Regions from separate parts of the Mus musculus genome. Here region 2 is linked to region 1. The links are chromatin loops, found by intact Hi-C in ENCODE. Cell type or tissue: gastrocnemius. All regions are shown on one strand. Links, peaks and the distances in the headings refer to the core of each region. The heading gives the core; the rest is flanking DNA.

What was found. Peaks named below come from ENCODE experiments on the same cell type or tissue, not always from the same donor. Only the 100,000 strongest peaks of a DNase experiment are listed, where the experiment ranks them.
Region 2: it touches region 1 in a loop (2.3-fold over the local background); 1 of 42 quality-filtered maps calls a loop at or near these places.

What each region holds. Positions count from the first base shown.
Region 1 is chr8:40,868,586-40,880,982 of GRCm38, forward strand. The region is part of intron 1 of Slc7a2 (solute carrier family 7 (cationic amino acid transporter, y+ system), member 2); the gene reads left to right. Among named protein-coding and RNA genes, the nearest start is that of Slc7a2, 12 kb to the left of the region's middle. In gastrocnemius, for the core only: no CTCF peak of the experiment used is centred there; DNase peaks (open chromatin) are centred at 6,701 and 10,558; H3K4me3 peaks cover 1,127 bases; H3K27ac peaks cover 3,210 bases.
Region 2 is chr8:40,602,763-40,615,159 of GRCm38, forward strand. Mtmr7 (myotubularin related protein 7) reads right to left here. Exons shown (of 14, transcript NM_001040699.1): 2 at 6,132-6,254; 3 at 3,997-4,159. Among named protein-coding and RNA genes, the nearest start is that of Mtmr7, 26 kb to the right of the region's middle. In gastrocnemius, for the core only: a CTCF peak has its summit at 7,188 (motif pointing right); DNase peaks (open chromatin) are centred at 7,219 and 7,376; H3K4me3 peaks cover 196 bases; H3K27ac peaks cover 3,273 bases.

The DNA of each region.
Region 1 (12,397 bases), core at 3,000-10,999:
TCTGGGCATTCAGGAACCCTACTTTCATCCAGTAGACAGCTAGAGTTTCTACAAATTGGGATAAGAACCTCACAATACAGAAGCCACACCAATGCCTTAGGAAGGTACCTGGAGAAAGTCTGCAGAGTCTACGTGGGGAATTTTTGGTCAGAGGTTCTGTCTCCTTGCTGGTTTATGATGGTGTCCAATTTCCAAGGTAAGTAGAGCAGTTGGGGACTCACTATGAGATCAACTGGTGGAAAGGTAAGCTTTTCCATCCCCAGTGATTGATGTGATCATCAAAGTAGACAGAACTATAGAGTAGCCTGAGTTTTTGGTAACAGGCTTTTTCCAGGGGAAACTATACTCAACTCGACACAAGCTATCAGGGAGAGACTTCATAGTATCATAAAGATGACTGGCCTCTTTGTACCATGGTGAAAATGTTCCCATGGATCTCCGAAGTCATAGTCTTTTTTTGCCAAATTCTCAGATTCACAGATTTCAGTGTGTGCCTATGGGCCAGGGATTGAATTTGACTCAATTTTATCAAAAGATCATCTCACTTGAGGATTTATAGCCACACCCATAAACAGGTCAAGCAGGAATGGGTAAGAATAGTACGTAACATTGGGGTGTCTTTAAAATGGCATTGAGATTCTTCCTCCTGGTTTGCTGTACATGAAATGTAGAACTCACTGGCAGCTCCCAAACTTAAGTTGATTCGGAGCCTGACTAAATGCTACTATCAGGGAAGGAGTATACCACTTCAAGGCTTCCCCTGTGTCTACGGAGCACATGACTAGTTTGTAGCAATTACTTGCTACATTTATTTAGTAATGTGCTGAACCAGAGGCTGTGAACCCTAAAGAGCTATTTACAGTCAATTTCTCTGCTGAAGTCCATCTTTTTTGCAGAGTTTGTGTGGTTGGGATTTGTAATATTTGGTTAAGGGGGTGGAAGAGAGAAAGAAAAGGCCGTTTGATGTACTGCATTTGTGGCCCCGTGCTCACGTAGGGGGCGGGTCGGGGAGGGGGGAAGGAGTCTTGTATGTGTGCTATTCATCAAGAAAAGAGCACAGAGTGCTTTTGCGTGCCATTGAGGAACAGTGGTGGGCGTTGTTACAATTTGTAGTACTATCTGTGTAAACACCTCCTAAGCTGGTGCTCTTTTAAACTCCCGAAAGTGAACATTTCACCTCCAAAGCTGCCAGGGACTCCGGTGGAGTCAGCTTAACAGATGAAAGTCTGAAAGCTTTCTCATGAGAAAAAAGTTTCAAGGAAACTTACTCCCGGATCTTTGGCTATTTCCCTAACCCATAAAATTAATTTTCCAAATCCACTTTAGTCTAGTGTATGGATCCACGTGCACTCTATATAGCTTTACCTTATAGTAAATGCCTTTTAAGATTGTATTCTAACATAGCTAAAGCCTTTTCCCAGTGTTCTTAGACTCCAGATAGCAGCAAGGAGCTTTACCCATTCAGTAAACAATTAAGCACTTGCCATTTTACTCAGCAGTTTACAGATAGAGACTAAAATTCTCACTGAGATAGAAATTCTTATTACAGACTACATTCCATGCCAAGAGCAAATTAGTATACTATACTGAAATTAGACAGTCTTCAGATATTGATAAGAATTAACGAGGCCTAGAGAATTTTGGGGTCAGTGACACTACATTATTCTTGAGGCGTGTCAAGAGTTAACTACCCTGAGGCAATTAACTCTAAGTGTAAAACTCTTGCCTGGCAGAAAGTGCTAATCTCTAATGTAAACATTTATCTGGTCCCTACAAATTCCCTTTGTAGTCACTCCTTGCATCTGTGCTTATCTCTGGTGCTATACATTTATCTGGTTCCTTTTGAAGTCACTCCTTTTGCACCTGGAATAATTCAATGTGCCTTGTTCTGCAATTTATTCTGTATTATAAAAGTCTGATGCTCGACTGGTAAATTACATTCAGATTCAACACGCCTCTCGTGTAATCTGTCTGTCATTTTCATCCGACCTCTTTGCCTATCTGCCTAAGAAATCCCGTTCTTCACAGACCAGGGACCCAGAGAGTCTGTGGCACAAAGCTATCATATTCTCAGAAGATTCATGCATGGGTGAGGCTTGGTTGCCTGGGAATTCAGCTTGTTCTATCATATAAGACAAAACAGGGTGAGACACGATGGTGGTAGCTGGTTATGCATTCCAACTCTCCAGTACCTTTTAACTGTCTTATGAGAAATGTCTGAAATCGTGAGAAGCGTCCCAGGGTTCATTTCTTCAGTCCTTCCCCACGGACAGTTGCCGAGTTCCTGGTACTTACTTCTGTCTCAAACACAACACTAGACAAATCTAGAAGGGAGCTTGCAAGCACCTGAGAATGACATTTTAGACATCTGCCCTGACAGTTCCAAAATCAAGGATCTGAGAAATAGAACGTTGGAAATTGACACACCGGATCCAGAGGAGAATGTTAAGAATTTAGATGAGGAAGCAAGCATTGATTTGTTTCAGTGAAGGAAAAGCATAAATTGCTAGAATGCACACTTCATGCGGAATTTTGCAAGTGAACCTCAAATTACAATTCCCACTTAAAGTTTTTCGATTTTAAGATTTTTTTCAGAACCTACCATGTTCTAATATTTTGAGTATGTGAACAGTTTTAATAAATGGCATACTTTACAATGAAATGAAAGATACAGGCTTAATCTGAAAATAAAAACATTTTAAGTGTTCTAAGGCACTAAGTTAATAAGAGCTAAACGTCCAAAAATGGCACTTTTGAACAAGTAAGTGCTTTGTATTTGCTCAGAATAAGAGAAAAAAGCTGTGTGAGTTTTTTGTGTTTTTCGGATTGTCCTAGGTAACAGCTGGTTTGCACTTAGTTCAGTGACCCAAACAGAAAAAAGAGCAGACTCCGCATAAAATTTCTGTTGATGGTGCATGTTGGCCTCGCTGAAGTGGATCCTGTGAGCGTTCTGCATAACGAGCAGCACATTTGCATTGCTTGGGTCTTATTTTTCCTGGTACAGAGTACAACAGAGATATGAAGAGCAAACAACTCAGGACTGTCACTTCAAAACATCCTTGTAAATTTTTCAGAATGCTCTTCTGTGTTTCTATCTCTAGGTATGGTACCTGCCGTCTCTACTGCAAAATGCGGTAAATTATCTCACTGAGCTAACCAGAAAGTATACTAAATTACTTTTTGCAGAGATTTAAAATTTCTTAGACTGGATGTGATGGTGAATACAGGATGGGTGCCTGTAAAATTTTGATGCTTGGTATGTGGAGACAGGAGAGTCAGGAGAACAAGAACAGCCTGCGACTGTAGGAGACCCTGCCTCAATTCCCCCATCTCTTAACACAACTTCAAAGGACTTTGTCTTTTTCGCCTCTGTGCATGACCAGACCAGCCTTTCATAGTGTTTAGCTTTCATAGTGTGCAATGTTGAAAGCTGCAGAGGGTGTAGGGGCATGAGGGTGGAATGAGAAATATCCCTAAGTGCAGGCTATGGCGGCATGGTGGTCCTCTAATACCAGCATTGAGGAGGCTGAGGCAAGAGGATTTTAACCCAAGGTCAGCTAGGGCTGCATAGCAAACCTCTGACAAAAATGATGATCCTGAAGTAGAGTCGCTCTCCTAGAAGGGAGTGTGAACACCAACTGTCATCTTTGGTAATAAGAGTAATACAAAATTTTAATCTAAGAATGGGACTTTATTTCATCATGTATGACTTTAATGTATTGTATGTTAGGTCCAGGAATCAGAAGGGTTAAAGGAACTCTGATTACATCTCTCACTAGTTCGCTTGAATCAGAATTTAGGCTCTTCCCCAGAGTTGGTACAAAAGTCTTCATCTTTGAATTAAGTATAAAGTAAAGGAGGAAAAACAGAATGCAAAAAATTTGTACTCATTTCTGTCTTTGTTTTCAATAAAACGGTATGTGTAGAACAGTATTTTAAGAAGTTTCATTTACAAAGACCGGACTGCAGCTTGCACATCGTTATAGATGAAATATTTGACGTTGCTTGCTAGCATTGTTGAATTATGAGATTGCTGGCTTAGAAGAATATCTATTCCATTGCTTGGCCATTCTTACTCTGCAAACACAATCTGGCCATCACTTCTGTGTGCAGATGTAACTGGGAAAATAGATCATATTTCTAAACTGCTACTATAAATGACAACATTTTTATATTTAAAGGTAACGAATGGTTGGGGGTAGCTGTGTCTTTGGGAGAAGTCAACATTTTCCCCTTAATGTTTCAATGCTCACCACTGCATGGTTGATTTTTTTGTTTGGTTGGTTGGTTTTTTTGTCTTTGTTTTTGTTTCCATCTCTTTCCTCCAGTGCCTGGGGACAGGGGTAGTTAGAACTTCCGAAGGGTGGTTAAGTTCGTTCTGGGAGGGAGCGAGTGGCTTGTCCCTGTTCACTATCCCTGAGGATTTCCCCTGTCTACTCGTGTTCTTTCTGACCACATTGGGTTTGATGCCACTGTTGCATGAGAGATCCCAGAGTGTAGCTGGGCAGTTTATGATCTGTGGAGTGCTAATACCAGACCCCATGTGGTTCTCTTCATCTTCCCCTCCTCTACCAAAATTAAATGAGTAGTCTAGCTAAACCCAAGCCTACTACTCACTAGCTTCTGAACTGTCAATGCTAGATCTTGTGTGTACCCTCTCTGGGGTATCCCCCTAACTAATACTCTGTTGTCCCTGGCCTGAAGATTGTATTTTCTATGACCATGGAGGTGGCACAGGCTCTAGGGGTCTTGCTGCTGTGTAAGGATTCTGAACTCACCCTCTGTTGTAGCATAAGAATGACATACTTATCCTTCCCCCCTCTGTTTCCTCTCCACTGCTTTTCCCTCAGTCCTGACCGTAAATACTAACTCCAGGGTCACTGACAGCCCTTTAAGAATATAAAAACAAGGGGCTGGAGAGATGGCTCAGCAGTTAAGAGCAGTGACTGCTCTCCCAGAGGTCCTGAGTTCAATTCCCAGCAACCACATGGTGGCTCACAACCATCTGTAATAGGATCTGGTGCCCTCTTCTGGTGTGTCTGAAGACAGCTACAGTATACTCATATACATTAAAAAATAAAGCATATATATATATATATATATATATATATATATATACATACACACACACACACACACACACACACACACAAGAAGCTGAACGTGGGAGGAGGGTAAAGTCAACCCTTTAGGAAGTTTTAATTCCATCAGTTTATGCCATCATGTTAAGTGTGAGACAATTCCTCAGAAAGGGGTTAGTGGTGGATTTTCCTGGCTCTCTCTTGGATATCAGTTGGATATCTGTAAATAAAGGGATTCACTTAGAGCAGGGGTTCTCAACCTGTGGGTCGTGTCCCCTCTGGGGTCACATATCAGATATCTGGCATACCCGATATTTATATTTTGATTCGTAACAGTAGCAAAATTATAGCTATGAAGTGACAACAGAAGAAAATAATTTTATGGTTGGTAGTCACCAGAGCATGAGGCACTGTATTAGAGGGTCTCAGCATTAGGAAGGTTGAGAGTCACTGACTTAGACTAACAATTACCACATATTGAAGTCGTTTCTCCTCTTTGCCGGGTTTATTGTTGTTGCAGTTATTTACAGAGTAGAAAGAGTTCACTGGCTTACTTTTGTGTTTTGTCTCCTCTGTCTCTGAAGTATATTATTCACGTGCATTCACTAGCAGGTCCTACTTTTTGGTCAGGAGTTTCAAGAACAGCAGATACTTCATGAAGACCTACTGATCTAAAGCACTAGACCTCCCCATGGCAGGGGTTGGAGGGGGTTGGAAGTGTGGGGTGAGGGAGGGGCGGGGAGAGGCTCACTTTCAGTTTAGACCTTTGAAAGTTCAAATTTAGAGTGAGAACTCATACTGGTCATGAAAGGCTGTGTCCTTTCTGCAAGCTCCCTCATGGAAGTTGTGACATGTGCACCTGTTAATTTCACAAAATAATCTGCTGCCCTTATATCGAGTGACCTCATTTAAGATTCTTTGGCTTGCTGGTTTAAAGGTAAATTTTAAAAATGTGTGTGTGTGTGTGTGTGAGTGTGTGTGTGTGTGTGTGTGTGTGTGTGTGTTTATACCTGACATATTTGTTTTGTTTTTTGTTTTGTTTTGTTTTGAGACAGTTTCTCTGTGTAGCCCTGGCTGTCCTTGAACTCACTCTGTAGACCAGGCTGGCCTTGAACTCAGAAATCCACCTGCCTCTGCCTCCCGAGTGCTGGGATCAAAGGCGTGCGCCATTTTAATTTTGTGATACCACATTTTTATGCACATAACATAAACTCTGTGTCTAAGGCTCTTCTAAGGATCCAGTTCAGTCCTGTTAAGTACGTCCACATTGCTGCTCAGCAGCTTTTCCGTGCTTTTGATTCCTGAAACACTGAAACTCTACCCATAAGCAACCCCTGCCTACAAGAGCCTGGTACCAACCATCCTACTTTCGGTTTCTGTGAGTATGTAAAAAGAGGATTGTTTGTCCTTTTGTGCCTGGGTTGTTTTTATTTAGCACAGTGTCCTAAAGTGTCGTCCATGGTTTACTGTGTGTCCGCATTTGTTTCCTTTCTGTGTGGTGATGTGTGTGTGGGTGTGTGTGCATGCAAGCTTATGCACATTCATGTAGAAGCCGTGCTGTCATTCCTTGGCCTTGTCCACTTTATTTTTGAGAGTCTGTGATTGGCCTGAAGCCAACTCTGAAGGTGAAGGCAGGACTTCCTGAAGATCCACCTGTCTCTCCCTCCCCAGGTTCTTGGGGTCAAGCTTGGGTCCTCACACGTTAGGTAGCACTGTATCCACTGAGCTCCCAGAATCTGCTTCCTTTGTATAGCTAAGTATTACTTACTATCTCATGATATTAATACCCCACATTTTTATTCATCCTCTTATACAGCCATTCACATTAGGGGTTCATCGGGTGGTGATTCTGTTTTTAGTCATTTAGTTTACGACTCTGTTTTCCAGAGTGGTGGCACTGTTTCCCATTCCCACCAACAGCTTGCCAACTGTTTGGCTCTCAGTCTCATCCTAATTTTTGGAAGGGATTTTGTAGTTACAACGTTACTCTGATGTCTGAAAAAAAACAAAAACAAAAACAAACCCAAAGCTTTTATTCACTTTTTTTCATACACGCAGATTTAATATCTTGTTGGTGTTTTTCCAAAATTGAACAGGCTTATTCTCGGGATAGCTTGTCTGGATAATAGTGAACATCAGAGAGTGAGGGTTGCTTCGACGCACAAGTAGCAGATAAGCATTAAATATTCAGTAATGCCCACTTCTCGCCACATGTGTATGTGTTCATCCCTTGTCGGATTGCTTGGCAGCAGAAACACCACTGTTTATCTGTGATGCTTGCTTCCTTTATCCCAGAGTCTGCTGCTAATTTGACCCCAATTCTTTGGCTCCAGAAAGGAATATAAGTGAATGAAACCGTAACGCAAAACAGTAAGGAGTTTGTGGAACTAAGGTGAATGAATCAGAGACCAATCAACTTAGAAAATACTCTGTGTCCTAAAGCACGCATTACATGCTGGGAACAATGGCTCATAAACACTTGTAAAGGACTCATGGTGCTAAGCCTGATGATAATGATACAGGCCTGTAAGGCTAGTAGATGGAGATCTTGGGACAGGAGGATTGAATTCAGGGTCAGCCTGGGCAACTTAGTGAAATCCTGTCTCAAGATAAAATGGACAAGTTGGGTAAGGTACTTGTGTGACGTGCACAGAGATCTGGGTCTGATCCCTAGCACTTCATAAACCAGGGCAAGAGACTGAAGCAGGTGAGTTACACATTCCACAAGAGCCTGGGATACATAGCAAGACTGTCTTGAAAGAAAATAAACACCAAGCAAAAAAGGCAGCAAGAGTGTGTTCAGATGACATCCCAGTGGTGGATGCAACATGGGCTGGACCAAGTGAGTTAAGGGTGGAACATTCTTCTCTAATCTTTGGATAAACGTTTTTCTGCCTTGCAGGTAGGTAGCCTGGCAGAACCCTGAGTAAAAGCAGTGCCTGCTCTTTTGAATTACATGCAGCCCTGAGAGAGAGGGGGAAGGGGGAGGCAATGGCAAGTTGCAGGTAAACAGTTAACGCTAGATGGGTTGTTGCGTCAGTTGAACCTTTAAACTTAAGAAAGGTTTACCAAATCAATATTTACTTGATCTAAGTGTTATGCTCTGGTGTAATGACCCTTGACCCTTTTCCAGAGTCATCAGTAATGAGAGCATGGCTGTTGGTTTTTTCAAAACTCTCTAGTCCCTGTGGGTTTTACTGAATACAAGGGTGGGGATGATGAATGGGTGTATAGTTGGTACACTGTGTACTTTAGACTAGAACATTTGCTATGCAACCTAACTGTCGTTTTGTCTGTATGCAGAGGGAACCAGGGGCTGAGCATTGTTTTCTTTCGACACAAAAAGAACCATCAGTAGAGTCCAGCAGCAGCCCTAGCTGATACCTGCCAGAATCACGTATCCTGTAGCAACACAATGTTCCTGCTTGTTGTTACCCAACTGCTGCATTCTTTTATTGATCCTTAAGTAAGGACATGGTCTTCAGACCCAGCCCTCTCTCTTATCTTGGTAACTCTATATTGGACTACTTCATCAGGATTTAAGAAGATGGGGCTGGAGCAAGGTATCTGCTCAGGAAATTTTTGAGTTCCTGCTACATGCCAATACCCAAAGTCCCTACCTTTGTGTAGCTTACATTGTAAGGGTCTTTATACTATGTGTCATCGGGCCCTGACACACTGCCTTGTCCTCCAGGGATAGACCAGACTAGAGCAGCAAGGGAATGAAGAAAAGATAGACTCATAGACCCTGACAGAAATGTCTGGGATTGAGTGGCCTGGGCTCTCAGCTGGAGACACCACAGTACCCTGGAAGCTCTGTGTGTTTGTTAGGGTTGAAAAGAGAGGCGGTGTTATTGCATACAGCTGAACAAGGTGGGGTTCTACCTACAGATAAACAAGGAGGCAGGGTTTGTGGTGTACAGCGGGGTGGAGGAGACTGGTTTAGTTTGACCTCTGTAAGAACAGCTTCTGTAGAGGAGCAGTCTTCAGGTGGCAAGCGTCACATGGAAGAAAGCTGTGGTAGACATTTTTGGCACACACTGCCAGCACTCTCACTTGGTCTCCAGAGGAAGACCTTGCCAACCTTTGAGCCTGATGCTAATGGAATCTATAACATGGCTATGCCCATGTCAATAGCACATACTAAGGACTTCACCCACTCAGAACTTCCTGCGATCTTCACACCCCACAATGGCTATTAAGAAGTAAGAGTGATGATTCTATGTGAAAACTTCAAATAATCCTGATCCCCATCACTTCAAACACATTCCTTCCATGGAATAAGAAAATTATGTCAACTCTAACTGAATTACACTGATTTACTTTCGGGAATGGAATAAAACCCACAGAAAAACCTTTGCACAATAGAAAGGAGACATTCTTAATATTATCAGAGGTTAACTGAAATAAAATGAAAACAAAGTAAAAATATAAAAGGTAAACCTCGAAGGGTCAAGACACATTACTCCCAAACAGTTTTGAATTCAGAAATATGTGAAGACTTCAGAATATTCGATACTTGAGAAACAAAAACTTAGATTAAGATTGTGACAGGTAAATTGTGAACTGTGTACGGCCTTTTAGAAAGTACAATGCGATTGCGCAAAAATCTTCAGCTTTTTATTGCAAATAGCCTTATTTTAAATCATTGAAGGATTTTACAGCCACAAGAAATAGGCTTTCAATATTCAGCAGTGTTCCTAACATGATGCTTATCTAGATAGTTTTTCTTTATCTTTAAAGATTAATTTTTCTATAATGCTTGCCTGACAAAATACTGCATTCTCCTTCTTCAGCCAGTGGTGGCTTTGTGTATTTTAACGCTGAAAGGTTAAAATCTCATGCGGATGAAATTTTAAAATCCCAAAGCTTTTCAGATATATTTTTGGTAACACCTTGATGACCTCCAAATGTCCTTTTATTGGCTAAGTGTTAGGTTGGCAGCCAAGAGCCTGGGGACAGGAAGAATTCGGCATTTTCCCATTGCTTCTTGGTTATTTGGAGCAGAGCAAACAGAAGAGGCTTGCCAGCCATACAGACCTCGAGTACAAATGTCTATGGTTTTGAGTACTTTGTTTAATAGTGCTGAGTTTGAGTTTCATCCTCTGAAGACAGGCTGAGGTGCTGAGGAGTTAGTGATGTACGTACGTACGTCAGGAACATTGATGGGTAGGAAGAGTGAAGAGCCGCCGCTATTTCCACAGTTATATCTCAAAGTCTGGTGTGGGAAAGACTTTCTTAAAAGCAGAATCCTTTTTCTATTATGCTTTTCTCTCCATATGATGGTCTGAGATATTTGTTCCTTTTGTTTTCCTTTTCCTTCATTCCCCTGCCTCATCCCCATGGATCAGAACTAAAGAAAACACTACATCCGGCAGCCCTGTGGACTAGGAGTTTCTCTGCTGCTGCTACTATACTCAGCTGACTGATGTAACCGTTAGCTACCATTGGCCCCTCACCAAGCTACGGCGACGGATTTCTTTCCTCAAGGCATGCCCCGGGTAGTATTTCATCTCAGTTTAGAAGGCGTACTTCATAACAGGACTATTTATTCATGGAGAACTGCCTGTGCCTTGCTTTCTGGGCTGTGGTAATTAACACTTTGGTCATTCTGAGCATTCACTGTTTGCTAGTGCCCACCTAGGGGAAACTGAGCTCTTATAGAAGTGCAGACTTCAAGCTTATCTTTTCAGAATAGTGCACACACCCCAGAATGTCACCCACGGCAGCAAAATCCAATGGAAGCAAAAGGGAAAAGGAGAGGCTATATTCACTGTCGACTCCCTTGCATTCTTTCTAAAATGCTAATGCACATCACGTGCACATTGCAGCCTGTTGTGGACAGTCAGACAGAATTGGTTCTGTGTCCTAACTTGGTATGCCCAGTATCTTTGTCTGTTCAAGGTACCATGAGAAATAGCCATAGATTGAGGGCTTAAACCATGGACATTAACTTGGTATAACTCTGGAGGCTGGACCATCTGGGGGGAAGCCTGGCAGGAACTCCGGTCCGGGCTCACTTGGCTTGCAGATGGTTCCTTTGCTCTGTCTTGACATGGCGGAGGAAGAGTGCCAACTCCAGCGTTTATTAAAGACATACTTGCATCATGGGGGATGGGAGAAATCCTCCCACATGATCTCACAGAAGCCTCATTCCCTTCCAAAGTGTCTCCCTCCAGACACCATCACAGAGTTAAAACATTCGGGTGAATTGTGAGATGCAGTCCACCCACTTAGCTGGTGCTAAGTCTTTCTGGTTTTGTCACCTATAAACTAGAGGTAATAATAGCAACCATGGCACTGTGTAGTCATTGTGTTGCAGCTAGAGCCACAAATTTCACCATGTGGTTTTGTTGTTGTTGTTGTTTTGTTGTTGTTGTTGTTGTTTTGATTGGTGGTTTAGTTCCAAGGAGCTCTGGGTGTACTGGTTAATATTGATGTACCTCCTATGGGGCTTCAAACCCCTTCAGGTTATATTATTATTTATATATTTATCATATAATATATATTTAAATATCACTGCCTTGCTACTAGTCTTATTATTGCTCTGTGAGTGCAGAACTGACGTATAGCATCCTAAAGTATCCAAAAAAGCCTGTCCTTCCAGCTATATGCTCTTAGGTACTTAACAAATTGTTGCAGAGCTGAAATATTTGAGGCTGAAATGAACTTTTGTAAACCTGTTGGGCTGAGTGTTTTGGGTTTTTTTTTTTTGTTTTTATTTTGAAAGAAAACACATAGTACCGAAATGATATTTGGTCCTAGGTTTGTTGACATTATTGATTAAGCTAACATATGCACGGTAACTATAATTCCTTTACCGATTCTATTCTCTTCCTCCTTTTCCCCTTGAGCCTTTTTAGAATACTTGCTGTTTAAAAAAGAAATCCACTTAAAGTACGAAATTGTATATTTTGGTAGAAGGAGGACAAAGAAGTATTTATGTTTCAGAAGAAAATGGAGGGAAATACTTGTAGGGGTTAGGCAATGCTTGGTATACATTGTGGTTTTCCCATATAAATAAACAAACAAAGGATGCTTGTAAATGACCTGGGCTTGTCCTTTGTGATTCGTGGTAAGGGAACAGCGCGTGTGGCTGTAAAAACTTACATCAGATTCCCTTGGCAGGGTGCTGATAGCCCTTTTAGGCAGCATTTCTATGCTGGTAGTTTGATTGACGCTCCTACGTGCTGTGGTAGAATATGCCTTTCCATCCACCTTAGTGCCTGTCTGCCATCATGTACTGCCTCAGAAACTTCCCTAGTCAGAGAACACAGTGAAGACAGCCATGCCAGGCAGGACTTGGCTGTCCGTGA
Region 2 (12,397 bases), core at 2,656-10,655, 270 kb before region 1:
TATTTCTGGCGGTAAGTCTGACTTGTTGTTCAGTCAGATGCAAAATCGGGCACAGAGATGTGGGCTCTCGGTGTTTTAGCCCCACTGCTCGCTGTGTCTTCTGACCCAGGGAAGCAGGAGTCCCTCCACACTGCTCGCTGTGTCTTCTGACCCAGGGAAGCAGGAGTCCCTCCACACCAGCTTAACTTCCTTCTCTCCCCACCGTGTTCTCCCTCAGAAAACTGAATTTCCCTGGAGTAAACCCAGATTCACCAAGTGCAGACACTCAGCATGGAATCTGTCACTGACTGACTCCAGAGATGGGGTCAGAAGGGAAACACTGGGAGGACTGGAAGGGATTGCATCAATCAGCAGAAAGTTATGGGAAGAGGGTTTTCAGAAAAAAATTGAAGAGATTTTTATCTCACTGCAGAGTAACTTTGAAAACAAGAGGGTAGCTTAATATTAAAGTACTTTAAAAATTCAAAGAAAAAAAAATAAAAAAAGGATGAGAAGGCCACCAGCAATCACCAGGATACAGAACTGCGGAGTTTGTTAGACCAGAAGCTAATTACCAAAAGCCAATTGCCTTAGATTTAAAAGTCCACTGAATTTAGCCAACTCAAAATGAATGCCACAGAACACCCACCATAGAACAGTAAGAGGACAACACAGCCTGTCACTGGGTTGTGCACCCCAAACATAAAATAATAAGCATGTCTCATCTTCACTGTGAATTTTAAGCAAGTCCAAGTTTAAATTAACATCAGGGATGTGGATGCTAACATCTTGGAAGAGGACTATCAGACTCAGACGGACATCGTCAACTAAGAGAAAGAAATGACCAGGATGGGAAATGAAGAGTCAGTGGAGCCACCTTGCAAACAGGAGGACCTGAGTTTACTCCCTGGAACTGACATCAAAAGCACCCAGGCCTGGTGGCTGAACTGGAATCTCATCACTGAGGAAGCAAAGACAGGCAGATCGATCCTGAGAATAGCAGTCTACTTGCTGTGATCCTGCTAGAGACTCTCTCTCTCAAAACACAAGGTCTGGAGAGGTACTCCAGTGGTTCAAAGTGCTGGCTGCTCTTCCAGACAACAGATCCCAGCATCACATGCAGCTCTTAACTCCAGATCTGCTGTCCTCTTCTGGCTGCTTTAGAAACTGCAAACTCATGGTGCAAACATAAACACCGTCAAATATTCATACACATAAAACAATAAAATACAAACTAAAAAACACAACGATGCAAAAGCTCTCGATGAACAATACTTGAAGCTATCCTCCAGCCTCCACACACGAGTGCACACACACAGGAATCTGTACACCGACTCACACAAAAATACACTGCCACTGGAAATTTGCTCAAGCATCAATGGCTTAGACAACATAAAAGTTTCAAATTAAGCAGATGAGACAAACTCAATCATGGGATTTTTGAAAGCCATGGTAAATATAGAGTTGTGGGTATAGCCCGGAGTGGTAAAGTAAGCCCTTTGCATGGGTGAGGTTCTAGGTTCGATTCCCACCACCAAAGGGGGAAAATATGCAGAAGAATTGGGAAATAAGATGACTTTAAAAGACTGTAATTTAAAAAAGAAAGGAGGGGAAAATAAACATAAGAAATTATTTAAGATTGAAGGACACACAAACACTAAAGTAGTAATATAATTGATACAAAAATAAACAGCAGGAGGCAAATTAGAAGGATGAATACAGGGATTGGGCATGTGGGAAAACTGAGCCCTTTGAGAAACAGAGGTCCTTTCCTCAGAGAATCTCAGATGCTCACGAGTCTGTGAGACCCAGCAGTTTAACGGAACTTTTCATCCTTGGGTCCAACCTCTCTTTTGACTGACCTGACACCGATCCTTTCTAATCCATGACCAAATGCTTATGCATCTTTGTTAACGTGAGATGCAAACCAGTGAAATTTCTTCCAATTTTCCAGTAGTCCCAGAAATCCTAAGGACCTATAGAGCTTAGGAAATAGCTCCTTCATAGGTCTTGAGATGAAGTACATAACCGGAAGAGACTGAGTGACAGAGGACCCGGCACTGCGCATTTCCTTCACCAGCTGACTCTTACCCTCCCCCTTCTCCCTCCCTCTCCTTACTCTGACTTGCCTATAGGGGGAATAATGACTTATTTTGTCAACTCTGCCCTGATGATCTGTGACAAACCATGTGTGCCTCATGTCTGAGTCTCTCTACCTCTGCTCATCTCCCTGACTTCAGACCTGCAGATCACGTGCCATGGCCTCAGCGCTGCAGGCAGTAGCTTTAGAACTGCCGAGCCTTTGTATGCCTCCCCACACTTATTGCATCACCGTGCGTTGCCTAACCTGATGTTTTTAATCCCAGTGTTTCAGAACGCTAGGGACATTTTAAATCCACTCAGGTGATAGTTTTAATTAAATTCACTGCTATGTTTTCTCTTATGGAAAGGGTAGCCAATCAAGACATTGGCACCATCTGAAATCTAGTGACTGAAATGTCACCTTTTAAGAAAACGCATTCATTTTTAAAAGCAGATGGACCCTCACAGTAAGTCCTAGCACTTTCCGCTCCCACCACAGCCTTCCCACCCTTAGAGCTACTCTTTCAGCTACTAAGCCCTTCCCCGTTCTGCAGCTATTCCTAAATCCCATTAATCCAGTTGGAGTACATTTATTACCCTGCACATCCATTAATCAGTGACACAGAAGTTGCTGGCACACAACTCCTCCGGCAAGCTCTGCTGCATGCAGCCTAGCCTACATCTTCCCAGAACTGCTGTTCCAATTATAGACTACCCTCCAAAAGAGTTCAACTGCTTTCCTGGCTCACTCTGCAGTTATTCTTAACACGCTAGGAGGTGGGGAAAGGTCTCAGCTTGAAAGAAGAACAAAGCAAAGTCAAAACCACCAGATTGTGACCATTCCCAGGCCCCATTTCCATGAAGGAGCACTGGCTCTAAGCTCCCTACAGTCCTGTCCTAAGGAAGTCAGGACCCAGCCTAGTGCCTTGCAAAGGTCGCCAACTTCTCATCATTTTGTAAAGAAACTATAAGCACATATCCTTTTTGCCTACTGAAGCCTTCCATGTGACTCTGAAGTACAACCTCGATGGTATCTTTTTACTGTAATTCCCAGGAAGCCTGGATGCATACCTCCTTTGAGCAAGCTCACACAAGCCTGGCAGAGAGTCAAGGAACACTTCTCTAAAGGTATATAGTGAGTTCTCCAGCTAAAGACCCAAATACTACACGGGCTAGAACAAGGCAGTTACACAAGACTGCCCATTTTCCATGTCCAAGCATTCTTCCCACCACGTGTGTGGTGGTGGTGGTGGTGGTGGTGGTGGTGGTGGTGGCGGCGGCGGGTCTGTTTGGGAGTACCAACGGGAACTTCACCAACAGTCACGGATGCTAACAAAAGCCTAGGCAGTTGTTACTAATGATCAAATCAAGCATATATTCCTCAAAACCCTAGCTGAACAAAACATGCAACACAGTGGCTCTCACCCCTGTAATTCCAGCCCTGAGGAACCTGTGACATTGGGCCACTCAAAGCAGCATAGTAAGATCCTGTCTCAAACAAACAAACAAACAGACCGACAGACAAACAACCTAAGAAAGTAGGACACTCTGGGTGGGGAGGAACACACTAAAGTTTTGGATACAAATGTTTTCCACACTAAACAACCTGTGCGTTCTATCTTAGGCCTCATACTAAGTGACTCAATTAACAAAGTTGTATAATTTTTTTAAAGTGATTTCAGACGGAAAGACAAACACATTATAACCACTATCTAGGAAATTTAAGAATACAAAGGTTATCAAAAGAGGCCTGTGTGGTAAACAGCTCAGAGGAGCCCGCAAAACGAACAAGGTTAATGGGTCAGGTGATTAGTTGGGCAAGAATGACAACCAAGTCCTAAAACACTGCTATTCCTAAGCATAACAGGAACCCTGCCACGTGACTTGTGCCTCTCTCCAGAAGTCACACGTCAGATGCCGAGTCTCTTTGCCTACCTGGCCGTGCAAGGCGTATCAGAGAGATGTACACGTCGTGGCAGTCTCTCTCCTGTGGAATGACAAGTTGTACGATCTGGAAGTTCTTGCAGCGAATAAGCAGAGGGCAGCCCGTAGCTGTTGTCGCCTGCTTTTCAATGGTGGAGATCTGACTGTGCAGAATCTGGGACAGAAAGTTAACACGAGGAGTACCGTAAGCACGAATAAGAAGCAAAACTGACAAAGGGCAGACAGGTCTCTGAGCCACACAGACAAGAAACAGTCCTCAAAAGTAGGCCTCGCTCAACCCCCACACTCTGCTTACAAGAGCTGGAGGGTTCCACCTAAAACTCCACTATAAAAAATCTGTAACTTAGTTTTCAGTACCAAGCTTTGATATCCACAATTATTATTTTGAAAGACTATTCTGCATTTAAATTTACACAGCTCCAGGTAGGGGAACATTTGGGCAGTCAAATGCTGGATGCGTTTAATAGCTAAATTTAAATAAGGTCATGGGAAGTCAGTAAAATAAACTTTGGCAATCAGTAAGAGTTAGAGATGGCTCCACTGGGAAGTGCCACCATGTTCCTTAATTCCACGTGGGATGTTCAAGTTCAATAACCCCTTGTTCTCTAAGCTGTTGGTGGTCAGGCAGTCTGCAAAGGAAAATGTTTCACTTTCCAACTGTCTGTTGTTTTTAACAGGCAGATCACAGTACAGAGTGCTTTCCTGATGGATACGATGTGAAATGATTAAATCAAGCTAACTAGTATATACAATACAACCATAAACTTCTGAGCTATCATTTCATGGTGATATATTTGAAATTTTCCAAAGATATTTTGAAATATATATATTATGATCCACTATAAACCCATGTATACAATATGCTTGATCTCAAAGCCTAGCCCTCTGCTCTATCTGAGTCTTCTGGTTACTCTGATCAATAACTCCCCATCCCCTTCTGGTTACTCTGATCAATAACTCCCCATTCCCCTCCCCTGACCTCTTCTACAGCCTCTGGAATAAACCACCATTCCATTAAGAAAATAGGTTGATAAGAAAATAAACCAGCCCGGTAGCGGTGGCGAACGCCTTTAATCCCAGCACTTGGGAGGCAGAGGCAGGCGGATTTCTGAGTTCGAGGCCAGCCTGGTCTACAGAGTGACTTCCACGACAGCCAGGGCTATACAGAGAAACCCTGTCTAAAATAAACAAAACAAAACAAAACAAAACCAAAAAAAAAAAAAACCCAACAACAAAAAAAGAAAATAAACCATTCTGGACCGTGTCTTTTGAGGAGATCCATGTTCTGTCCTTAAGGGCAGTCCTCCATGAAGTTCCTGACTACTGTGAGGTACTGGCTACCCTTCTGGTGCTAAGTGTATGCCTGTCCACGGGGTAAGGAATGGAATCTACAGGTCAAGATTTTGGCCATGGGTTATAAGGCCATGTTTGTCTTGCTATACAACGTCAGAAATGTCTACTGGTTTGATGATTAGGCACAAAAGTTCCTGGTTATGGGACTAGTCTCTAGCTTTCCTTTTCTTTTAAAAATTACCAGAAAAGTAATGTTAACATTGTAAAATAATAGAACCGATAATTTAGAAGTCCCTGCAAGGGAGGGGGGGGCCCTGATGCTCCAACCTCATTGGAGGAACTCTTGGCAACTGAGAGCTGTAGAGAAAGGGAGAGTCACCCGCTTTTGAGGACATGGCCTCAACAATATAACCATGTGCATATATCCAGTCCTAACCGGACTCAGGGCATTATTAACAACAATAAAAAGGGGAAATGAAGTTGAAACGGAGGCAGGATCAGGCACTAAGGGGGATGGAGGGATGCCTATGAGCAATGTATGAAACATTCAAACAATAACAGATGTGTGTAAAACATCCTACAAAGGACAGTTATAACACATCAGGTGCTGTCGCATGCGACACCTGGTAGGACTGAAGATCTTCCCGGCCATGCATAGGCTCCAGCAGCTTCAGCCACTGCTAGCACATTCATCCATCCCATCTTAGGGCTGTGAAGGAAATTCCTTTTCTAATACATCTCAGAAATCGCTCCCAAAAATGCCCCCAAAAGTCCACGGTCCCCATCCTGAAACCAATGAAAAACATGTAAGGCTAAAGATGCAGATGTCATACCCAGGTTTCTTTTCTTGTGTCAGGTGCATTTTCCACGAATATGACGTGAGTGGCCGTCAGATACAAAGTTCCCAGCGCTGCCTTTTTACAAGACACTCTGTCTACCAAGCGCACGTTTTCAACCTAGAGACGTTGGGTGAAAATCAAAAGAGCCAATCACAAAATATCCAGGAACCTTATATTTACTCTAAAACTTACACGGGAGAATGTCTCCAATAATTAAACCAAAATACGCCCCTTGGCTCAGCAGCAGACCATGATAATGTGTATCAAATAATAAAATACCAGTTACGAAAATGTGATTTTAAATGTGCCACAAAACATTTACGTAAGTGTTTTGGGAAGGGCAGTACACACTCTTAAGTGCTGAGCCATCTCTTTAGCTCCATGAAACACAGCTCCCTTGATCCCCTGACTGAAGTCTAATATTACAGTCTAATAATGAAGTCTAATATTTCCTTGACTTTTACACAGGTCAGTATTTTATTTCATTGTAGCTATACAACATTTTGCACATAAGTCAGCACATGCATGCATTAAAGCCTTGCATTTACATAACGACAGTGTGTGAATATGAGCTAAGTTCTATCAAAAAGAAACACTATGCTTTTCCACGCGTCTGTAAAGTGGAAGACAGGGCACGTGGATGTTTGCCTTCACATAAACGACCATAGTAAGAAATATAAAAAGGTTCATAAGGAGACCATGAAGATTGAGAACTGCTTCCATTCACTGGTGAATCCTTCTAACGATACTGGAACTCTCCTCCGAATGTTGGGTGTGTGGAAAGTATCACGTATTTGTGCATTTTGATGCAGAACAGTTTCAGGGATACTGCAGTAGGTCTGTGTCACGACACACCACAGGAAGGACAACACAACCTGTACTGGCTGTGTGGAAACAGCAGTACAATGACCTCTTTACGGAAACAGCTCCTTTTTATTTCAAGGTTTATTTTGTTTTCAGTTATGTGCGCTGGGGTGGGGGCTGTGCATCGAAGTGCAGGTGCCTTAGCAGGCAAGAAGAGGTCACTGGATATCCTGGTGCTGTGTTGGGAGCCGCCCCCACATTCGCCGTCACAAGATGGCGCTGACATCCTGTGTTCTAAGTGGTAAACAAATAATCTGCGCATGTGCCAAGAGTAATTTTCCACTACATGTACTCTGCCTTTACTCGGCCATGGGCTGCAGCCAATCAGGGAGTGATGCGTCCTAGGCGAAGGATAATTCTCCTTAAAAGGGGACGGGGTTTTCCGCCATTTTCTCTCTCTTGCTCTGCGCTCTGGCGCGCTGGCGCTCTGGCTCCTAAAGATGTAAGCAGGGGGCTTTCGTTTTTGGGCTTGGGGGCTTGCGCTCCTGCTCCTGAAGATGTAAGCAATAAAGTTTTGCCGCAGAAGATTCTGGTTTGTTGTGTTCTTCCTGGCCGGTCGTGAGAACGCGTTTAAGAGTGCTGAGGCTGCAGGAGCCTGTGAGCCACAAGACCTTGGGAAGGGTAGTACACGCCCTTAAGTGCTGAGCCATCTCTTTAGCTCCATGAAACACAGCTCCCCTGATCCCCTGAATTAAGTCTAATATTGCAGGTTTCACTTCTTCTTTGACCCACAACTATTTAATAAGCATATTTTGTCAGTTCCCTATGACTATTATTTTATTTAATTTACTAAACATTCTATTCTGAACTAACTCTAAGGACACTGTCATGAAGCAGCTATGGAAGGAAAAAATGAGGATATGTTATCTTTATAGCATTTCTTTGAGAAGGGAAACTATTTAGCTGTTTAAAGTTGTATAGCTAAAATATCTAGGGTCGGTATACGAATTAACAGTATGTAAAAATGAAATATAAATCATTTTTTTATACCCTGAGGACTAGTGAAACTGAACTTCATTCTAATACTGAACTATGGTAATATTTTACGGCGAAAGCCTTCAGTATAGACTATTTTCCCCTCAGAAATGAGAGAGTCGATGCCACTTTAGAGTATTTTTAGAAACAGAGTAGAACAGAGCGAGGAGGAGCACTTGCTGGCGGATGGGGGGAGACTTAATGGAATTATTCCCATGTCTCTTTGTTAACTTTGGATGCTGCTGCAGGAAAATTAAATTTCAAAGTTTGGCAATCACTCTGACAGGTCCCAGAGCTGTCATAAGCAATTTTGAAGCTATAGAAGACAAAAAGAAATGGAGGATAAATAAATGAGAGAGAGAGAAAAAAAACACCAAAATGACCCGTATGTTAAACAATACCAGAAATGGGTAACCAACGCGACAATTAATTTCATTCCTCAGTATACAGAGCACATGAGGACAGCCATATTCAGGGCCCACTTCACAGTCTGTGCTTAGGTAGCTGGAACAACCTCAAATGAAATAAATCCCCTCAATTCTGGCGCCACCCTGAAAACCTACTAGTTTAATAGCTGTGCCTCAGTGGTGAGCTAGCTCAAGCCTATTTAATCTCCACGGCAATGAGGCTGCTCCTATCTGAAGATGAGACCTGGGAGCCTACTTATTTCTTGGACAAAGTCATCACAACTTGCTCGCCTGTTCCAGAGACTACGGACACGCCACACAGGGGCACATACGCTGTAAGTGGCTTTTAATATATGCTAAGAAAGTGACACCCGTTTCTTCTGGATTGTGCATTTACCACAAATGTGATATTTTTAAATGAGATCCACCTATGTCATTAGTGGGATAGCACACCCATGTTATTTAGTGGCTATTGCTCTTTGCTTCCTTTGTAGGACATAAAACTCTGATGCTTATTAGTGGTGTCTGAGATCTGCTCAAATGACTCTGGCATCCTAGCAAGTGTTTAAGTCCTAGGACCAAAAGAGGTAACCTTGAAGAGTTATGTCAACTGGGGAAAGAAGGCATCTGAGGAAACGCACTGTTTGAAGTTCTCAGCGAGAAAGCACACACTTAGGAAGAGTCAGGTCAGATGCTATAAGTAACATTCTCTTGTCAGGGCACAGAGGAAACGTTTATGTCAGCTGCTGTTGAGACCTGGAATAAGGGAGAGCTGATATGGTCGACACTTTAGCAAGCAGGGGCCTGGGAACACCAGGACTGGAAGCTATACAGAGCCACCAGAAGCATCAACTCGCAAATGCTGAGACTGCAAAAATTCTGTCCATATGGAAGTGGGGGCATGGTGGGATAGAATCAGAGGCCATTCTGGTCATTCACAGTCCACCCCAGAGACTTACAACCAAAGACATTTTAAAGAAAGGTCTACTGTCAGGACACAGTCCAAGAATGTAGTTACAGGAGAGGGATCCTGAGCCCTTATGAGAAAATTCCAAGAAAGCAAGCATCGATGACCTCAGTTTCTTGTGATGTGTCTCTGTGCTCCTACCAGATGTTGCAGATAGGAGTGAGTTTACTCCAGAGTTTATGACTCATCTGCCTCTGTGGAGAAGCAAACTTGCAGCCTGTCCTGGTGACTGAACACTGGTGACTCTCCCTAGCCCTTTGAGTATAAACTGTCTGATGCTCTAAATAAAGTTGGCTACTGCATGAGACTTTAGCCCCACTCATTCTTAGGCCCCAATCTCCCAGGTTCATGGCTAATTAGAGCAGTCAACTGTATATTAATTAGTATTGCCCATAAGAGCACCCGTGCCTGTGCTACAGGCAAGCGGTAAATGATTCTAGATGTCTGTGAGGCTGTTAGGGTCTTACACTGGAAAGGACGAGAAAAGACCCATTTTTTAGGATCACAGGGATCACTGAGCAAAGACTTCTTTATGCAACTCATGAAAAACTCTTCTCCAATTCTATGAAGCTTCTTAATCATTTTTTGATTGGTTGGTTTTTTTGTTTTGTTTTGTTTTGTTTTGTTTTTGTTTTGTCTGTGTTTTGTTTTATTGACATAGGGTTTCTTTGTATAGCCCGGCTGGCCTAGAAGTCTTTGTAAACCAAGCTGGCTTCAAATTTAGAAGGATCTGCCTGCCTCCGCCTCCTGAGTGCTGGGATCAAAGGTACATACCACCATGCCCTACCATTTTCTTAGCTTTTAAAACTGGTTTGTTTGTTTTCCAACTGTGGGACAAGTCCTATTTCACTTCATGTTTAAGCATCTCGTAATGTATAAGGGAGAAATCATGCCTAGAAGCACCACCCAAGCACAAGCAACGTTCATCCTTTAGAACACTGTGGAAAACATCTATGCTTCACTGTAAGTGGGTGTCATGAGGTACCGGGGTGTGGGAGGGAACAGTTCCCAGGAGAGCAGGGAGGAATCCAGTCTGCCTGCAGCATCAATCCAGCCTTAGTCAAAACTGTCCAGTCACACAAACCTTGGGAGTTTGGAGACTCAGAGTGTAATTAAGGAAGAGGCAGGCCCCATACATAGCTGCACCAGGGAGTAAAGATGGACAAGAGACGCTAAGACAATCAGTAACAAGATGTGCAAGGGAAGAAAGAAAACGTGGAAGCCGGCAGGCACTCTCGGGACTGTTTTGGCCTTCTAAAGGAAAGAGAAGAGAGGTATTCAATATCCCAAGAAGCATCACACATATCAGCCCCAATCCAAGCTGTCATGGGCCGTATAAAAAAACAAAAAAACAAAAAAAAAACAAAAAAACAAAAAAAAAAAAAAGAAAAAGAAAACCCAGCAGTAATACAGAAAAAGAAAGTTTTCAGCTGTGTTCTATATTGTGCCATGCATTACACCATCACTCTGCACATCTGACCTCCTAGCAGAACACTCACCAGTCAGGGATATGAATTCACAATCACCTCAAGCAATATTATACATAAAATCTGAGTTCTGAAAACAAGGTGATTTACTTAGGTAAAACTGCAGTGCAAAAATTTCATTTTCAAACACCACCAAGACATTATTATTCCTTGAGACAAATCCAAAGACAGAAGCGTGGACACAGGAAACAAGAGCCCAAACACTGGGACAGACTGACTTTTAGGGTTCTCAGAACTAATAGAAGAGCAAAGAGTAAACACATGATTGCAGTCAACAAGACGCGCGGCACTGCGCTAGGTCCCGAGGAAAAACAAACCAAACTGGGCAGGATAGCCGTTGTATGGCCGCGGGGACTTTACAGAGTCGATGCAAAGGACTGCAACGGTTTAACATCCTTTTCTATTGCCATCTCATCTGCTGGTCTAGGCTGAGAAGAATAAAGGACTTTTTAAGCTTTTCTAGGACAAGGCTGAAAAGCTTCAATCAAAACACAGGGCTCCATCTCCCACTGCCAGGTCTGAAAGCAGACACCCTGGCTGCAGAACAGCATCCTTCCTCTTTCCATTTCTGCCTAGGAGTCAGGAGGTGGATCTTATAAATCACCAAGAAACAGGACCTCTCTCCAGCAATTCTCACCACGCCTTCTGTTAATCTCACCATAAGAGGATATTGCTTTCCATCCTGCAGGTCAGATACAGGACTGGTAACTCTCTGGGTTCCAGAATCATCTGAGACTACCTGGGTTAAGAACAGCTGCCATGCCGGACAAGGAATTCACAGGTAGAGTTACCATTCAGTGAAAAGGATGGGGGAAGGACCAATGGCAGTGGCCACAAAGTGTTCTTGGCCAAATACCAAGTCTTCACTGCTATATAAATTAGGCTGAAGGTCACTGTCAATCATTTAGGGGAAGAGATCCAGCGACTGTTGAACAGAGAGAAATCAAAATGTCTGCAGCAGCCAAAACCTATGACAAGTTTATGTTCTAATCTAAGAAAAGCAGCTAGATAAATAGTTTGCCATGCTAAATTTGGTATCGTGACATTTTCTGACTCTACCAACATGAAAAGGAAAGTATTCACAAGTCAAGACGCCCGGGCTCTGGATCGGGTTCCGAAATGGGACTGCTAGGCAGAGGCAGTTAAACTCTCTGCTTCTGGTCTGCAGGAACAACCTAAATAAATGGCTTTAACTTCTCCTCCACTCTAGGATGCCATAGCTCTCTCTCAACAGTACAGAGATCACCCAGAACACAAGACAGCCACCGTAGAAACATACATGGCAGTGACGAAGTCACATGGGAAGGTGGCTGACCAACAGAAAACTCTTCCAGCTTTCTAAGGAAAGGAAGGTATAGCCTTTGCCACAACAGTATCTGAACCAGTCCAGAAGCTATACTGTTCAACACAGCTCTAAGCACAGAGTGGAGCCATGAACACCCCACATGTAGGCACACCTTCCTAGTTGTTGGTGGGTCTTCAGGCTAAGATCTCCTGTCTTACAACCCTCTTGCATTTTCCTCTTCTGATAAGTTAGGAAATGACTGGCTGCATGCTACA